Regions from separate parts of the Homo sapiens genome. Here region 2 is linked to region 1. A link is a loop called in an ENCODE intact Hi-C map of the cell type or tissue named here. Cell type or tissue: PC-3. All regions are shown on one strand. Links, peaks and the distances in the headings refer to the core of each region. The heading gives the core; the rest is flanking DNA.

Evidence for each region. Peaks named below come from ENCODE experiments on the same cell type or tissue, not always from the same donor. Only the 100,000 strongest peaks of a DNase experiment are listed, where the experiment ranks them.
Region 2: it touches region 1 in a loop (18-fold over the local background); 49 of 110 quality-filtered maps call a loop at or near these places.

The regions. Positions count from the first base shown.
Region 1 is chr1:92,306,615-92,314,698 of GRCh38, reverse strand. It overlaps RPAP2 (RNA polymerase II associated protein 2), which reads right to left. Exons shown (of 13, transcript NM_024813.3): 6 at 7,423-7,511. It also overlaps a transcript of GLMN not described here. Among named protein-coding and RNA genes, the nearest start is that of RPAP2, 12 kb to the right of the region's middle. In PC-3, for the core only: a CTCF peak has its summit at 4,423 (motif pointing left); no DNase peak of the experiment used is centred there; H3K27ac peaks cover 438 bases.
Region 2 is chr1:92,621,076-92,626,075 of GRCh38, reverse strand. It overlaps EVI5 (ecotropic viral integration site 5), which reads left to right. Exons shown (of 20, transcript NM_001350197.2): 15 at 142-282; 16 at 1,742-1,900. Among named protein-coding and RNA genes, the nearest start is that of GFI1, 140 kb to the right of the region's middle. In PC-3, for the core only: CTCF peaks have their summits at 2,461 and 2,663 (motif pointing right); no DNase peak of the experiment used is centred there.

The DNA of each region.
Region 1 (8,084 bases), core at 1,319-6,318:
CCATCTCAGCTCACTGCAACCTCTGCCTCCTGGGTTCAAGTGATTCTCCTGCCTTAGCCTCCCAAGTAGCTGGGATTACAGGTGCATGCCACCACCTATTTTTGTATTTTTAGTAGAGATGGGGTTTCACCCTGTTGGCCAGGCTGGTCTTGAACTCCTGACCTCAAGTGATCCACCGGCCTTGGCCTCCCAAAGTGCTGGATTACTGGTGTTAGCCTCTGTGTCCAGCTGTAATCTAAGAGTCTATCAGTTGTGAGATCCATTTCAATTGCACAGATGTTAAAAATGTAAAAATGTATGCAACTTAGAATAAATAAAATGCACTACTAAATGCAAAAAAAAAAAAACCCAAAAACCAAAAAACAACAGCAACAGCAACAACAACAAAAAAACCCTTACAATGGCCTCTGAGTGTTCAAGTAAAAGGAAGAGTCACACTTTCTTTCACTTTAAATCAAAAGCTAGAAATGATTAAGCTTAGTGAGGAAGGCATGTCAAAAGCTGAGACTGGCCAAAAGCTAGGCCTATTTTGCCAGTACGCAAGTTGTGAATGCAAAAGAAAAGTTCTTAAAGGAAATTTAAAATGCTAGTCCAGTGAACACAAAAAAGCAAAACAGCCTTATTGCTGGTATAGAGAAAGTTTTAGTGGTCTGGATAGGTTAAACCAGCTACAACATTCCCTTAAGCCTAATCCAGAGCAAGGTTCTAACTCTCCTCAATTCTGTGAAGACTGAGAGAGGTGAGGAAGCTGCAGAAGAATAGGTAGAAGATAGCAAAGTTTGGTTCATGAGATTCAAGGAAAGAAGCCATCTCCACAACATAAAAGTGCAAGGTGAAGCCACAAGTGCTGATGTAGAAGGTACAGCAAGTTATCCAACAGATCTAGCTAGGAGCACTGATTAAGATAGCTACACTAAACAAATTTTCAATGTAGACAAATCAGCCTTATATTGGAGGAAGATGCCATCTAGGGATTTCATAGCTATAGAGGAGAAGTAAATATGTGGCATCAAAGCTTCAAAGGACAGGATGACTCTCTTGTTAGGGGCTAACGTAGCTGGTAACTTTAAGTTGAAGCCAATGCTTATTTATTATTCTGAAAATCCTAGGGCCCCTAAGAATTATGCTAAATCTACTCTGCTTGTGTTCCATAAATGGAACAGCAAAGCCTAAACGACTGCACATCTGTTTACAGCATGGCTTACTGAATATTTTAAGCCAACTGTTGAAACCTACTGCTCAAAAAAAAAAAAAAGATTCCTTTCCAAATATTACTGATTATTAACAATGTACCTAGCCACCCAAGAACTCTGATGCAAATGTACAAGATTAGTGTTGTTTTCATGCCTGCTAACACAATATCCATTCTGCAGCCCATGGGTCAAGGAGTAATTTCAACTTTCAAGTCTTAAGACATACATTTCCTAAAGGTATAGTTGCCATAGAGTGATTCCTCTGATGGATTTGGGCAAAGTAAATAGAAATCCTTCACGAAAGGATTCACCATTCTAGATGTCATTAAGAACATTTGGGAGTGGGCACAGTGGCTCATGCCTGTAATCCCAACACTTTGGGAAGCCAAGGTGCGTGGATTACTTGGGGCCAGGAGTTCGAGACCAGCCTGGCCAACATGGCAAAACCCCCATCTCTACTAAAAATACAAAAATAAGCCGGGTGTGGTGGCGCATGCCTGTGGTCCCAGCTACTTGGGAGGCTGAGGCATGAGAATCGCTTGAGCCTGGGAGGTAGAGGTTGCAGTGAGCTGAGATTTCGCCACTGAACTGAGGAGGCAGAGGTTGTAGTGAGCCAAGATCGCGCCACTGCACTCCAGCCTGGGTGACAGAGTGAGACTCTGTCTGAAAAAAAGAAAAAAGGAAAAAAAAAAAAAGAACATTTGGGATTCATGGGAGGAGGCCAAAATATCAACATTAACAAGTGCTTGGAAGAAGTTGATTGTAACCCTAATGGATGACTTTGAGGGGTTCAAGACTTCCGTAGAGGTAGTCACTATGGATATGGTGGAAATAGCAAGATAAGAATTAGAAGTGGAGCTTGAAGATGTGACTGAATTGCATCAATCTCATAATCCAACTTGAACGGATATACAGCTGCTTCTTATGGATAGGCAAAGAAACTGGTTTCTTGAGATGGAATCTACTCCTGATGAAGGTGCTGTCAACATCGTTGAAATGGTAACACAAGATTTAGAATATTCCATAAACTTAGCTGATAAGCAGCAATGAAGTTTGAGAGGACTGACTTCAATTTTTTTTTTTTTTTGAGACACGGTCTTGCTCTGTTGCCAAGGCTGGAGTGCAGTGGTGTGATCTAACTCACTGCAACCATGAACTCCTATGCTCAAGTGATCTTCTAGTCTCAGCATCCCAAGTAGCTACAAGGACTACAGTTGTGTGCCACCACACCCAGCTAATTTTTTATTTTTTAAATACTTTGTAGAGATGGGTCCCTCTATGTTGCCCAGGCTGGTCTCAAATGTCTTGTTTAAGTGATCCTCCTGCCTTGCCCCGCAACAATGCTGGGATTACAGGCATAAGTCACTGCTCCTGGCCGGACTCCAATTTTGAAAGATGTTCTGCTGTGGGTAAAATGCTATCAAACAGCATCTAATGCTACAGAGAAATCTTTAGTGAAAGGAAGTCGATCAGTGCAGCAAACCTGGGGTTGTCTTATTTCAACAAATTACCACAGCCATCCCAACCTATAGACACCACCACCCTGATCAGTTAGCAGCCATCCACATCAAAACAGGACCCTTCACCAGCAAAAAGATTAATACTTGCTGAAGGCTCAGATGATCAGTAGCATCTTTAAGCAATAAAATATTTTAAAATTAAGGTATGTACATTATTTTTTAAAGATATAACGCTACTGCACATTTAAAAGACTACAGTATAGTGGAAACATAACTTTTGCATACACTGGGAAACAAAATCCATGATTGCTTTATTGCTTTAGTATAGTGGTGGTCTGGAACCAAACCTGCAATATCTCCAAGATATGCCTGTACTTACTGGCTTTCACAATAATGTAAGAAAGACCAAATTAGGTCAAATTCAATATTCTGTTTCCAAATGGTGTGTAAGGTCATGGCATCCTCAGTGATGCCAAGTTCAAATTGTTCAGGACATGCTCTAAAACATGCCTGGTTTTTCTTCATAATTTAAAAGCTTTGATCTACATTTTATCAGCCTTCACTTTTACAGACTAAAGAGATCAAATTATTAAAGTCAGTAACTTTATTCAAAATTATTGAGACAGACCTTTCTACAAGGTAGTATAAGTTTCTCTAGTCTTAAGCAGATAATTTTAATTTTCATCATTTTAATAAATATTTCCTTATGTAGAAAACTTTCTCTATAGTAGCAATGACTAATGACACAATTGGCTTAGAACTGTAAATCATTAGAACCAAAGGGAACTCGGAAGTTGAATGCAACTTTTTCCTTTTACAAATGAGGAAACTGAGACTTAGTGTTGAGAAGCAGGTTTCCTACAGTAAAACAACCAAAAACGTGAGCTAAATCCAACAAAACAGCGCTCTTCAAACTGCAGATCAGGACCAATCAATTAAGTAGGTTGCTGCCAGCATTTTAAAAAAGCAACAGAGTAGAAAATATCAGAGGCATTTCATGTAGTAAGAATAATATTGTTTCACAGAAGTTTTGCTTTAGTTTTAGTTATATGCATATATGAGATAATGTAAAATGCACTTATTATAGTGGTCGAAAGTTTGGAAGTCATTTCAATAAGATATCTAATCTTTTGGGTGGATTTAACAATTTATTCTTAGTCTCGTTCTGTTGCCCAGGCTGGAGCGCAATGGTGTGATCTCGGCTCACTGCAACCTCTGCCTCCCAGGTTCAAGCGGTTCTTCTTACTCAGCCTCCCAAGTAGCTGGGGCTACAGGCATGTTCCAGCACTCCTGGCTAATTTTTATATTTTTAGTAGAGATAGGGTTTTGTCATGTTGGCCAGGCTGATCTTGAACTCCTGACCTCAGGTGATCCACCAGTCTCGGCCTCCCAAATGCTGGGATTACGGGCGTGAGTCACCACACCTGGCCATAAAAATTTATTATTATTTTAAAATTATGATTATTAAAATTACTATTATGATGCAATTTATTCTTTATCATGACTCATTGTAAGCTAATAAAAATATCTCTGCATTAAATACTACATGCCACCATTTAAAAGAAGCAATTTTTTCCTCCCTAAAGGAAGACTGACTCAGGATATTGTATCCCATGCCATATGTAAACAGACATTCTTTAAAATATCACATTTCTGTAGAGCTTAAATGTGCAATAGCTAGACAAGCTTTTAAAAATACAAAATTCTAGAATTCTGATCCTTGGCACAGGTAAAAAGATGTCTGAAAAAACAGTGACCTCTAGTGGATTCATTAAATAGCATGGACATAATCCCTGCCCCTAAGAATTTGGAAATTAAGGTAACACAAATGCATCCAGATATAAAAGATACTGATATGGTTATACACTGACAAGTGTTATATATAATTAAGGGCTACAGTTATGCTATACAATGAGGCAGATGCATATATATAGATTATTCACTGTTTCCTTCTAATCAAGTGGAATATAATAAATAGAATCCTGGTCTCATACGGATCACTAGTTTAAGAAATACACTTAATGAAGGGGTTGGATTAAATCTCTCTAAGGACCCTTTTAGCTCTTTTAATTATGATTCTTCTTTAATTCATTTTGTACACCAATATCAGAATAAATTCTGCTCAAAAACATTTGATGGCTCCCCAATACTTGAGGGTTTACCACACTCAGCCTGGCCCTTTGTTATTTACCTATTGTTATCTTCTCGTTTCCCAAATTTCAAGTGGGCCAATGTTCAATATCCCAACCCATTCCCACAAGTTTATTTTCTCACTTTTGCTCACAGTTTCTCATTATGCAATGTCCTAACCTTGCTAATTTATAGGACAGGTCCCCATTAAAGTCAACACAAACTTGTTTAATTCATGTTCTGGCATCCAGTGATTGTTAAATTCACAGGTTGGGTTTTATACTTGTATATGTGTATGTGTATGTGTATGTGTATGTGTATGTGTATGTGTATGTATATGTATATGTGTATGTGTATGTGTATGTGTATGTGTATGTGTGTAGCCTGCCAGGTACTAAGCACTTACTGCACAATTTAAATGTAAATTAAGTTGATTCATTTAGATTAGAGAAACAAAGTCCATTTTTTTTTTTTTGAGATGGAGTCTTGCTCTGTCACCAGGCTGGAGTGCAGTGGCACGATCTCAGCTCACTGCAACCTCCGCCTCCCAGGTTCAAGCAATTCTCCTACCTCAGCCTCCTGAGTAGCTGAGACTACAGGCATGTGTCACCACGTCCAGCTAATTTTTGTATTTTTAGTAGAGACAGGGTTTCACCATGTTGGCCAGGATGGTCTCGATCTCTTGACCTTGTGATCTGCCCCCCTCGGCCTCCCAAAGTGCTGGGATTACAGGTGTAAGCCACCACGCCCGGCACAAAGGACATTTTCATCTTTCTTTTTTAGTGAGGTAGTGAAGGGTATATAGCTAAGGTAGAATTTCAAGAACTGCAAATATAAAGTAAAAGGGCTTCAAGTTTTGGGAAACAGTGAGCATTCTGAATAGAGGATGGTGAGATTTTAGGAAAAGGTTACAGGAAGACCTGTTTTACTTCATTTTATTTATTTATTTAATTTTTGAGACAGAATCTCACTCTGTGGCCCAGGCTAGAGTTCAGCAGCACGATCTTGGCTCACTGCAACCTCCGCCTCCCAGGTTCAAGTGATTCTCCTGCCTCAGCCTCCTGAGTAGCTGGGATTACAGGTGCCCGCCACCATACCCAATTAATTTTTGTATTTTTAGTAGAGACAGGGTATCACCATATTGGCTAAGCTGGTCTCAAATTCCTAAACTCAAGTGATCCACCCACCTTGGCTTCTCAAAGTGTTGGGATTATAGGCATGAGCCACTACACCAGGCTGGAAGATTTGTTTTAAATTAGCTAAAGGAAGGACCAATACCTATGCTTGAAGAAAACAGAGATGGCAGGAAAGGTAATTTGGTAAATGGTTTTGAAGCAGTTGAGGTAGATATGAGGGTGGCACAAAGGGTTAAATTTAAGATGTAGAGAAAATATCTTTGGAAGCAAAGTTAAGGATAACTTGAGGAAACACTGGTTTCAGTGGGGAATAAAACATGTTGCTCTCAGAGGACTGGGGAAGTACTGGGCAGCTCTAGTGACAGAAATATTAAGAAAGGAGAAAAAGGATAAGTAAAAAAGTACTCTTAGCTTCCCAGTCATGTCGAACAATGCCAGAGTCTTTTATTTTCCCAACAAGGAAGCTGGCAGACTGGTGGTGAAATGATGAACAATTTAGTCTTAATTATGTTTAACTCAATTATCAAGGGCCACACAGTGTTAAGTTTTCCATATCCTAAACCACACAGGATTGGATCGGCAGGCAGAGGTGTCTGCCATCACAGGTGCTGTTGTCAGCATAATTGATGTTATTTGAATTGAGAGTGGTGTTACATCGCCTTACGCATCAGAAAAGACTTCAAGGTTTGCTTTTTTTTTTTTGAGCCAGAGCTTTTTAGCTAACCTGCATCTCATTATGTTTAGGTCATTAGTTTATTTAGCATAGGTCCTACCTTACCACAAGTAACACTGCCTTGTGTTGCTATAATACACTCTTTCAAACATGAATTTATTTTGGGCATTATCTCATTAAGCATTTCATTGGAATTTCTAGGCAATACAGTTTAATTACCATAAGGATAACTTGTTACCTTTATATTATCATGCCATTTCACCCTCAATAATAAAATTTTCTTGACTTTAGCATCTAGTAAAACATTGCCAGTATTTAAATCATTTCCCAAGAGGCTAAACTCCAGCATTGCCCATAAACTCTTTTTACAAAAAAAAAAATTACTTTTTAATTGTGTCTTTAAATTGATAAAATAGTGTACTGATTTTTATAAAGATTAAATGAACCTGAACTTTCTAACCTTTCTCATAGCAGAGTTCACCTGGATCCTAAGACCCAGTAACTTCTGAAAAAATTTAACATTCTTCCTCCAGGATTATTATATTAACAGGATTCACAGACATAACTAGCATCACAGGACACTGGAGTTAAAGTTCTGATTTTGCAATTAAAGCTAAAACAACAAACAAATAACATTTGTATGTATGCATTTTCTGATTTTAAGTGTAAAATCCTTAATAGCTATGCTTAAAATATAACCATTTCCCCATAAAGTATATAAAATGGTAACTTTTTACAGAAAACTAGACTTACTCTCAGCTAATCTCAAAAAGCAGAAACAAATTATTAGAATATATGAACAAATGTATATACACAATGACTTAAATTACCTCTCTTCTTCTCGAACCCATACTGGAGTTTTGGGAATTTGTGCTTCAAAAAACTTAGATGCTTGATAACAAAAATTGCTGCAAAAAGACTGAAAAGAACATTATAAATCTAGTTTTTTTCTTATCATGAAACATTACCTACATACAGTTGAGAGTATAAAACATAAATGTATCGTTCAAAGAATAAAATGGAAACCTACAGATCTACCACCCAAGGTAAGAAATAAGATACTGAACCTTTGAAGGCCTCTATGTGCCCCTTCCCAACTGCATCACCCTCCGCATTCCCCAGAAGTAACCACTACCATAAATTTGGTGTTAATCATTCCCTCATTTCCTTTCAGTTTTAGCACCTGTGTACATATCCCTATTAAAAAATATTCAGTTTTGCCTATTTTTAAACATTTTTTTGAATGGAATAATATTGTTATACATTCTTATCTTACTTCATTCACTTATTAAATTTTATTTTTTTTAGGGACAGGGTCTCACTCACTGTAGCCTCAAACTCCTGGGCTCAAGTAATCCTCTGGTTTCAGCCTCCTGAGTAGCTTGGACTACAGGCGTGCCACCACACCTGGCTATTTTATTTTTTTGTAGAGATGGGGTCTCTATTTGTTGCCCAGGCTGGTCTCTATCTTCTCTCCCTGGCCTCCCAAAGT
Region 2 (5,000 bases), core at 1-5,000, 310 kb before region 1:
AGTTTCATAGTTTGTGAATTATATTTCAGTATAGCTGTATAAAATTAAATACATTTAAGTGTGGAACACAATAGCTGTTGTGTGTGCTGTATTTTATTCCTTAAATTTAAAAATCCCAAATTAAATTTTCTTCTTCTTTAGAGGAATAACTCCCTTCCTGATGAGAATAATATTGCAAGGCTTCAGGAAGAACTCATTGCTGTGAAACTTAGAGAAGCAGAAGCCATTATGGGTTTGAAAGAACTTAGACAGCAAGTCAAGGATTTAGAGGAACACTGGCAGGTATATTAATATATTTTGTGTGCTTTTTTAAAAGAGAGTAAAACCGAAATATCCAATTTGTAAGAGTTTGAAGTACCTGATGACCTATAGTAGATGAGTTTAAAGTGAGAGAGACCCTGTTTAATGTCAAAATTGAGAGTATTTATAAACTGAAAGTGCACTTAAGCTGTTTCTCCCTCTTTAATTCTTATAATAAAATAAAAGATACAGTAGACATCAGATAATATTTTTGTCATTGTACCATTGTGCCTTGTGTAACTTTTTCTGCAAACTGTGAAAGTGTTCTATATAATACATATTTTGTCTTAAACTTTGATATTAAGTCCATTGTTGGTTAGTGTGAAACACCAGAAGGGTGACAACATTATAAATTTAATGTATAAATTAGTAACTTAGTTACCTCACCAGATAAATGACATTTATCTGGTATGTGACCACAAATTTATTCATGTATGAGGGAAATGTTGACAAGGAACAAAATACATATTCTATATAAGGACCGAAATTAGGCCTTGACATTGTCATGCCTTTTTTTAAAACATGTTTTGACAAAGTATCAGATTGCAATAAACTTGAAATTTTAAAACAAAAAAGACAAAACTTGTCTTTTATCACAGATATTTTGAGAAACACTGCCCTTAACTTCTAACATTCCTTCCTTAATGGCCCCATTTTTTTTCTAATGTATTGGGATTTCATTGAAGATAATATGAAAAATCTCTCATTAAAAAAATTACAGTGAAAATTGTAATCTTTTCAAGAATTAATCCTCAGTATATAGAGAAAAAATTTGAACTGTATTTGAGTTTATATCCCAGATCTGCACTGGCTGTGTGTGATCCTCCTAAAGTTACTTAATCACAGTGTTCATTTTCTTACCTGTGAAAAGCCAAAAATGTTTCCACACACATTGCCAAATGTCCCCTGGCGGGGCAAAATTGCCCCAGTTGGGAACCAATAATGGCAATAATGTGAATGATGCTTCCTAAAGTTGTTTAATATGGTGACCCTAGGCAGTGAATTCTAAAATTGCCTGTCTTTCTTCTCAGGTCTCTCTTTTCTCCAATAAATTCTTTTTTTTTTTTTTTTTTTTTTTTTTTTTTTGAAGTAGAGACTAGAGACAGGGTTTCAACATGTTGGCCAGGCTGATCTCAAACTCCTGACCTCAGGTGATCTGCCCGCCTTGGCCTCCCAAAGTGCTGGGATTACAGGTGTGAGAGCCACTGCGCCTGGCCAATAAATTCTATCTTAAATATACTTAAGATCTGCAAAGGTCTTTTTATGAAACCCTTTTATTCAGATGATAATAGTGCCTGATTAATAGGATTTTCTAGGGATTAAATAAAATAATGTGTGGAAAGTGTTTTATATATCACAGGCCTGAAATAAGCGCTCAGTAATATTAGCTCTTATTTTGATACTGAGAGTATTTGTTGCAATATAATTTTTTATGCTTTAGCGCCACTTAGCTCGTACTACTGGGAGATGGAAAGACCCACCCAAGAAAAATGCTATGAATGAGTTACAAGATGAACTGATGACCATTCGACTTAGAGAAGCTGAAACACAAGCAGAAATAAGAGAAATAAAACAAAGGATGATGGAAATGGAAACACAGGTATGATGGGAAAGCCCAGTATCTTTAAAAAGTATCATTAGCTGATCAAGGGTTTGTGCACAGATTGTATCATCCCTAGAACAGAGATAAAAGGTAAAGATATGAAGCTGTATAGACCGCAGTTTTCTAGCCCAAATGAAGATGGCAAAAAATTATTATATTGGATTTCAGAGATTTAATCCTTCTTTGACCCATTCAACAAAGTTCAAGGAAGTCAAATTTTATTTGACTTTTTTGGGTAAAACTCATAGCATTGCCCTGTTGCATGACTTGAGAAGGAACACCATGCAGAGCAAAATTTCTCAACCTCAACACTTTTAACATTTTTGGCTAGAAGATACTTTGTTTTACGGAGCTGGTCCATGCGTTGTAGATGTTTAGCAGCATCCCTGGCCTCTACCCACTAGATGCCAGTAACGGCTCTCCTACCTCAGGTTGCGATGACCAAAAATGTTTCTGCACACATTGCCAAATGTCCCCTGGGGGACAAAATTGCCCCAATTGGGAACCACAGATGTATACTATAATGTGAATGATGCTTCCTAAAGTTGTTTAATGTGGTGACCCTGGGCAGTGAATTCAAAATTGCCCTTCTTTCTTCTCAGGTCTCTCTTTTCTCCAATAAATTCTATCTTAAATATACTTAAGATCTGCAAAGGTCTTTTTATGAAACCCATTTGCATGGTAAAGGCACATTTGGTTTTCATGTGGTACATTTGTTTGGACCATATTCTTATACTCTGTGAATGTTGTTTTTTGGCTTTTAAAGTATTTATTCAGTCAGTAGGGGGCATACTTAACTCATACATCATTCTGTATTCCAGTGCAAAATGATCATAATCTCAAACATGGTAACATGAATATGTAATTTCTTCAGAATAAATATATCTTGTTTTACATTGTTCAAAGTTATTTTCTTATATTTTTCTTGTATTATTCTATATAAAATACTTTCCACACGTTATTTTATTCAGTATAATTAAAATAGGAAGAGGTACTATTGAGATTATGAATAGTAGAAATCTTAAGTTTTACAATGGGAAGTTTTATTTTTGTAATCAGATTTTATTTTAGTATAGATACTAAAGATGAAAACACAGCTTTTAAGCCATTGTTGAGGATTTATTTCACAGTGGGTAGAGGTGAATAAATCAAATCCAGTAGACATGATTTTGAGAACTTGTGAAACACAAAGCACTGTCTCAGCCATTAAAGGACTTACACTTGAGAAATCAGGTATGCATAGACTATATTTAATATAATTCAGAAATTTGGTAAGTAGAGAGTTAGATAGGAATTGCTACGGAGACTAGGCGGGGAAAATTAATTTCAACTAGGTGGTTTGGAGAAAGATTTCCTAAGGAATTTGTATTGTGCTTAATACCATTGCTGACTAATAAGTGTGATTTTGGATGGATTTTGCTGGAAGCAGGATGGTAATAGGCACTGGTTCCTAAATGCCAGTATTTGGACTGGTGGTAATCCATGAAATTTTTACATTGATAAATGAAAAATAAATAAATAAAAATAGTATAGGGTAATGGTGGTGGTGTGTAGTAATCTAAAGATTATTGTATCAAACACCCATGTATTTAGATTAAGAAATTTGTCCATGTTTATACATGTAACTCCAGTTCTGTCATTTTAAGGACTTTTAGAAAAGTCTGTCAGTGACTATACCTCAATTTATTGATCCACTCTCCTTTTTGCTCTTGCAAACAGTGCTACTCTGAACATTCTTGCTTATGTTTCCTTGTGTATATCTTCAAGAGTTTCTTAAGTACAAAGGTTCTTACCGTTTTTGTGTTTGTGTCTGCTATCAACACTGTTGGCAGTCTGGAACCTGTGGACCCCTTCTTAAAATAATATTTTTTAATGCGTAAAACCAAGTACAAAGGATTGCAAAGGAAGCCACTTCTACTGAGGTACAGTTATCAAAATACTAAAAACATGTTTGTGCTGTAGATCACATAGAGATACAACACATTCCCATTGCTAGATTCAGGTTTTTAATATTTTAGATTTAGATTTCTTTTTTTTTTTAATTTTTATTTTTTAGACGGAGCCTTGCTTTGTCGCCCAGGCTGGAGTGCAGTGGCCAGATCTCAGCTCAGTGCAACCTCTGCCTCCCGGGTTCAAGCTATTCTCCTCCTCAGCCTCCCAAGTAGCTGGGATTACAGGCGCCCACTACCACGCCTGGCTAATTTTTGTATTTTTGGTAGAGACGGGGTTTCACCATGTTGGCCAGGCTAGTCTTGAACTCCTGACCTTGTGATCCACCCACCTTGGCCTCCCAAAGTGCTGGGATTACAGGCGTGAGCCACCGTGCCCTGCCTTGATTTAGATTTCTTAAGATAAATTGTACTACATTTTTTCCCATCTTAATTTCAGTTTATGTGTTTATATCTCTGATAAACAACATATAGATGGGTACTTTTTAAAATGCAGTCTGATAAATGATTGTTCAACTCTCAATAGGCTAAAAACCACTGAATATATGTACACTTGAGGGAGGTCAATTTTATAATGTGTGAACTGTATCTCAATAAAGCTATAAAAACTGGCTGGGTGCAGTAGCTCACGCATGTAATCCCAACATTTTGGGAGGCCAAGGCAGGTGGATCACCTGAGATCAGGAGTTTGAGACCAGCCTGGCCAACACGGTGAAACCCCATCTCTACTAAAAATACAAAAAAATTATCCAGGTGTGGTGGCACATGCCTGTAGTCCCAGCTATTCGGGAGGCTGAGGCAGGAGAATCGGTTGAACCCGGTAGGTGGAGGTTGCAGCAGTGAGCCAAGATCACGCCACTGCACTCCAGCCTGGGTGACGGAGCAAGACTCCATCTCAAAGAAAAACAAAAAACTAAAAACAATTTAGTCTCATAGTTTCTTTTGCTGTCAAGTTTGGTCTCAGTTTTGTAATTTTACTTGGATTGATATCTGTCACCTTGCTAGCTATTTTGTTTATTCCATCTGTTCTTTGTTTCTTTGTTTCTTTTTTTCTACCTTCTCTTGGATTTATTAGATATTTATTGTGATTCCATTTTTATCTTCACATTTGACTTATTTATTTATACATCTTTCAAGAGTTTTTTTAG